Linked DNA regions of Homo sapiens: region 2 is linked to region 1. The links are chromatin contacts, found by Hi-C in ENCODE. All regions are on one chromosome and are shown on one strand. Each heading gives the region's core, a stretch centred on a gene start or an enhancer-like site at or near the end of the contact. The rest is flanking DNA. Distances are from core to core; before and after follow the strand shown.

Evidence for each region. A loop is a pair of places that touch in the nucleus more often than their neighbours do. Pooled maps may share reads with other maps.
Region 2: a loop to region 1 is called in a map with no recorded cell type, with 14 times the contacts of the local background. The contact joins two enhancer-like sites. A Hi-C loop is called at or near these places in 17 of 37 single-sample maps with no recorded cell type and 5 of 50 pooled maps.

What each region holds. Positions count from the first base shown.
Region 1 is chrX:7,260,355-7,263,183 of GRCh38, reverse strand. All of the region lies in intron 6 of STS (steroid sulfatase), which reads right to left. Among named protein-coding and RNA genes, the nearest start is that of PUDP, 110 kb to the right of the region's middle. Within about 2 kb of position 1,368, at least 2 of the 41 ENCODE cell types and tissues checked have a DNase peak (open chromatin) inside an H3K27ac peak, as active enhancers do.
Region 2 is chrX:7,082,681-7,085,509 of GRCh38, reverse strand. The region is part of intron 2 of PUDP (pseudouridine 5'-phosphatase); the gene reads left to right. Among named protein-coding and RNA genes, the nearest start is that of STS, 64 kb to the left of the region's middle. RefSeq lists enhancers at 2,181-2,250, 2,370-2,829. Within about 2 kb of position 1,454, at least 9 of the 41 ENCODE cell types and tissues checked have a DNase peak (open chromatin) inside an H3K27ac peak, as active enhancers do.

The DNA.
Region 1 (2,829 bases), core at 119-2,618:
GGCAGGAGAATCACTGAAACCCGGGAGGGGGAGATTGCAGTGAGCCGAGATCGCACCACTGCACCCCAGCCTGGGCAACAGAGCGAGACTCTATCTCAAAAAAACAAAAAAGATACAAACGTACAGCTGCATAAGGCAGCTCCATTATAATCTCATGGGACTTCTGTCATATACGTGGTCCATTGTTGACCAAAATGTTATTATGCGGTACATGTCTGCAATCCAAATTTTTATAATAAAATAGCCCCTTTAGTTTACACCTATCTATAACCTTGGGCAAATTCCTTCAACCTCCACTCACATAGCTGTAATATCAATTCTTTTTTAAAATTCCAAGGCTGGTGTTGATTTTTCTCCTGGTGTGCCTACCTTTTTTACTTACAAATGTCTGTTAAATATTAATTTGCCTAGAGTCTGCACTAACTAGATGTTTGCTCACATGTTCTTTTATTCTTTTGTTGCAGAGTCTGCCCTTTCTCTCCAGCTGTTCATGAGATTTCCATGGGGCTTTATTAAATGTCAGCAATTTCCAAATGCAGTCCTCTGTTCCAGGTTCACCCAAGCACTGCAACTTTTATCCCTCTGACATACTTAGCTTCTCATAAAATTTCATCTGAAATATTCCTCAGCTTTAAAACAAATTTGAAAATCACTGTTTGCAGTAGGAAAATCACTGCTATATGTTCAGCAAGGCCGTTTCATTTTCTTCTTCCTGAAGACATGGGGAGACTGCCTCTTAGCCCCATGTCAAGTCAGGGTGGAGACATGGGGCCTGGTCTACATGCTGACCCCTGGGTCAGTGAAGTAACAAAAAGCCCCCAAGGGACCCTTCAACTCTTTTCTCCTGTGGACGCTACTGGGAAGGCCATCTATTGAGATGACAGAACCACAAGATATTAGCAACCTGGATCCCTGAGTCTCCTCATGGAGCAAAGCTTCCCTAGAGCATCACCCAACCAGCAATAGATTTTGCATGGGCAAGAAACAAATCTTCAAGTGTTAATCCACTGAGATTTTGTCAGTCTTCACTGACAAAAACAGAAACTGGCAGCAGAAGTTGGATGTTAACCAAAATAAAAACTTAAATTGTGTGGTGCTCCCTCAGCCGTTGGGCAGCTAGTACATAGAATACTCTCTGGAGCCAAGTCCCAGAGGCTGAAACTGAGAATACTTAAAATGACCAATGACCAGTTTATATATTTCACAGTTCAATGACAATTTAGATTTTAACAAAATCTGTCAAAACTGAGAGGCGGTGTGAACTATAAGAACTAATCATTCTATTTGTGTCTCATTTTTAGAAGGAGGAAGTGATACTATCAATTGCAACTTTTGTGTAAGTCACTTCGTAGTCTGTTCAGACACCCAAACCATATGTGGGCTTCTGTCAGAGTTGATGAAACACTTTTGTGATACCAGAGAGATATACTAAAATACACCCTATGATTTATCTATTGCATAATCCGTGATGTTGTGGGTAGCAGGACACTGTTGTACCTCCAGGTGAATGGGTTGCTCCTATGCTGTTTCATAACTGGAAGAAGAGAGTGAGGAGAACCACTGCCCATTCCCAACCTCCAGTAAAGCATCAACTCCAGGCACACAAGATCTGGACAGAGGAACACAACATCTTCCATGTGAGGAAATGACAACATAATTTTCATAGAGTACGTTACCTTTTACCTTTCTCACCAGCCCTAACTTATGTAGCTTCCACATACCTTAACTATGTATTCTCTTCTTAGGCTGAGCATATTTGCTTGTTTTTAAATTAAATCCCTAATATAGTTTCCCTTCATCACAATAACTTCCTTTTCATTGTCATTCATTGTTCAATCCAGAGATTGATTTTACAATTTTGTGTCATGCAATTAATTGGATGACAAACCAATATTACCTATATTTCCTCTGTCTCCTTTATAATTTTTAAATCACCCTCCCAACTCTCTTTTACATCTCTCATAGAGTTTAAGTCACCATAAAGACCAAACGTCTGATTTTCAGATGAACTTTCCATTTCTCTTTAGAGTCCTGTTCTCCACAGTTACAAGTGGAACAAAATACTTTTATTTGCTTGTTTTGAATAGCAAGTGTTTTTGACATAGCCTCTATATAATATCTACTTAATTATATCTACTTATGCTCTCTATATTATGTATTATAATATAGATATATATTATACCTACCTATGTAATTCAGGAATGCTGTCTGCTCCACTGTTGATGGTTATTCCATTTACAGATTGCAATCCCCAAAACTATAAACTCAATGGGACCTGACAGACCCAAGAGACATCATTCACTTCACCCAGTTTACTCACAGAGGTTTTTGTTTTGTTTTGTTTGCTCAGAGATTAATCCAAAATATTTTGGATCTTTCCACATTGTTTATATCACAAGGACAACCTATAAACTAAACATAAGCCATTATCTTGCCTCTCTTGATGGCCACATTTGAAAATTAAAGACCAGTGGGGCTGGGTACTGTGGCTCACACCTGTAATCCCAGCACTTTGGGAGGCCGAGGTGGGTGGATCACCTGAGGTCAGGAGTTCAAAATGCAGACTGACCAAGTTTGTGAAACCCTGTCTCTACTAAAAATAGAAAAAAAATTAGCCAGGCATGGTGGCAGGCACCTGTAATCCCAGCTACTCAGAAGGCTAAGGCAGGAGAATCACTTGAACCTGGGAGGTGGAGGTTGCAGTGAGCCAAGATCGCACCACTTGCACTCCAGCCTGGGCGACACAGAGAGATTCCCTCTCAAACAAACAAACAAACAAAAAACCAGTGGGATATCTGACACCTCCTTTGTCATCAGCAGACATTAATT
Region 2 (2,829 bases), core at 205-2,704, 180 kb after region 1:
CTGCAGACATCTTTCTCCCTTCTTGGTCACTCTCTCAGGGCATCAGCTCTTCACACAGCAACAGCTTCCTGCATGTGGCCCCTGACTGTCCATTGATGACCGAAGGCTCGTGGACTTGCCAAGTTGCCCACGTAAAACCCAGGGTTCAGAGAGCGAGACAAGTCCTTGCATTGTGAAGTGCCAACAATTCTAGTATTCCAAAGCTCAGTGTTGTTCAGAACATGGTACCCTTGTGAGATCACGTGTGACATTTGTGAAGAACCTGGAACTGATGTTTCCTTAGGAAGCCTCGCAACAGTAAGTGCTTTCAGCTCGCTCAAGGAACTTCAAGTAGGCAAGAAATAAGAATGGAAACCCTGCATTACTCCATCAGATCTTGAAAGTTTTCTCTTGGATAAATGTGCCTGTCAATCACATCGAATCTTATCCCCTGCCTCCATGTGCTATACCACAACAGCGACGTCTGCTGGACCGTGTGTGCTCTCTGGGTACACATTTTCCAGGAGGCAGCATCTTATTAGAGAGTAACAGGTCTGTCTTGTGTAAAGGAGAATGCTAACCGCTTCATGAGAAGGCTCCCCACCATGAACTCGGATAACCGGATGCTATTTTTTTAACTTATTTATTTTTTAATTGACAAATAGAAATCGTATATAGTTATCACACACAACGTGTTTTGAAGTATGTATACATTGTGGAGTGGCTGCGTCAAGGTAATGAACACATGCATCATCTCACTTTCTCATCATGTTTTGTGGGGAGAACACTTAAAATCTAGAATCTGAGTGATTTTCACATAGCCAAATGTTATTTTTAATGACCTTTGCCTTAATTGTCCATTCAATATCGGTCATAGATATTTATTGAGGGCCCAGCATGTGCCAGCCAAGCGTGGCCTCCTAATTGGAAACACAAACCCTGAGAAACTCTGAGCATTGTTGTGTAGTGCAGGGGCCATCCTCACACCCCCACAGCCAGCATTCAGCTTGCTTCATAAGCCATGGATGGAGTCAAAGGAAAACTAGCTCACCTTCCCACTATGTATCTGAAATCACTTTCTATTCCATGCTGCACACATGTACTGCAAGGAAAAGGAATGATTCCTGCCCCCACCACTGCCTTCCATTCCTAAGAACAGAGAGGATGGAGTACGAGGATGAGGAAAACAGACGGCAGGAAATAAGCAGTTTATTCACTGGATGTCTGCATGGGGTCTTGGGAGTGCAGAGGTTGTGACTCATTCTTGAGTGGAAGTTTCTAACCACATACATACAACCGCAATAACTGCAGCCAGCTGCTGGAGGTGTTGTGGTGAATCCCAGCGGGTTACAAGGGTGTGAGAAGCCTGGTAAAGTTTCCAGGAAGTGAAAGCACATGAGCTATGTCTTCACCCGCAAAGATGCAGGTAACAGCTCAGATTCTGAGTCTTAGGAAGAGGATGGAGGCCGGAGGGTGACAGGGTTTCTCTGTAGTCCTCAGGAAGTGAAACTGCCTCACAGGAAATAAAGCAATATCAATCAGGCAGTTTCTTTCTGTGTATATTTGAATATTGTCAATGTTTTAAAAATCACGACGTATTTCTTTTTTTTTCCTTCTTTTTTTTTTTGTTGTTGTTGTTGTTGAGACAGTCTTTCTCTGTCGAGTGCAGTGGTGTGATCTCGGCTGACTGCAACCTCCGTCTCTTGAGTTCCAGTGATTCTCCTGCCTCAGCCTCTCGAGTAGCTGGGATTACAAGCATGTGCCTCCACGCCTGGCTAATTTTTGTGTTTTTAGTAGAGATGGGATTTCACCATGTTGGTCAGGCTGGTCTGCAACTCCTGACCTCAAGTAATCCGCCCACCTCGGCCTCCCAAAGTGCTGAGATTGTAGGCATGAGCCACCATGCCCAGCCAAACCGGACATATTTCTAAGGAACGAGAAAGAGCAGCCGTCTGTCCACCACCTGCCCCCCACAACTGTCTTGAACCGCATCCCAGACAGCTTGGTGTCGTAGCTGACATTGCCTGTGTCGGCCCTCCTCTCCTGATTTATTTTAATCCTCATATGTTCTTTCTTCTTCTGGGAATTGTTCTTTTCTAGCATTCTGTTTTTGTTTTAAGGACTCAGTAACTTATATGTCTTCATGAATACTAATTATTATCATGACTGTTGCTTCCTCGCCCACTTTTCTCTGGATTGTCATTTTTTTCTGGCAGATTCCTGTCTTCTGCCTGTTTGAGTCTTCTTCCACAAACACCTGGCAGTGTCTGTTCTGCTCATTCACATTCAAGAACAGAGCACCTGTGTGTTCATTTCCTGGGGCTGCTGCCACAAGATACTGAAAACTCAGCAACTTCTAATAACAGAAGTTGACTGTCTCCCAGTTCTGGAGACTGGAAGTCTGAAATCAAGGTGTCTCAGGGCCACACTCCCTCTGTAGGCTCTAGGGGAGGATCCTTCCTGCCTTTCCCAGCTCCTGGGGGCTCTAGGCATCCCTGGGCTTGTGGCCACATCACTTCAGTCTCTGCCTCCGTTTCCACGTGGCAAAGTGAGCTCATCTCAAGATTTTTAACTTAATTACATCTCCAAAGACCCTTTTTCTAAACAAGACAGAAGTACCATGGGTGAGGACTTCTGTTTGGGGGCTACCGTTCAACCCACTGCTCTCAGTCACACAAAGCTTTTGAAGCATAACACCTGCTGTTCAGGCAGTTGCAAAAGTAGCCCCTAAGAAAGACAGCATGCCAAAGCACCTTCCCCATGGTGGGGTGGGGTGACGGGCCAGGCACCCTTAGGATGCCCATGCAGGAAGTGGAGGCTCAGCAGAATCCCACAGGTGTGTCTGGTCCT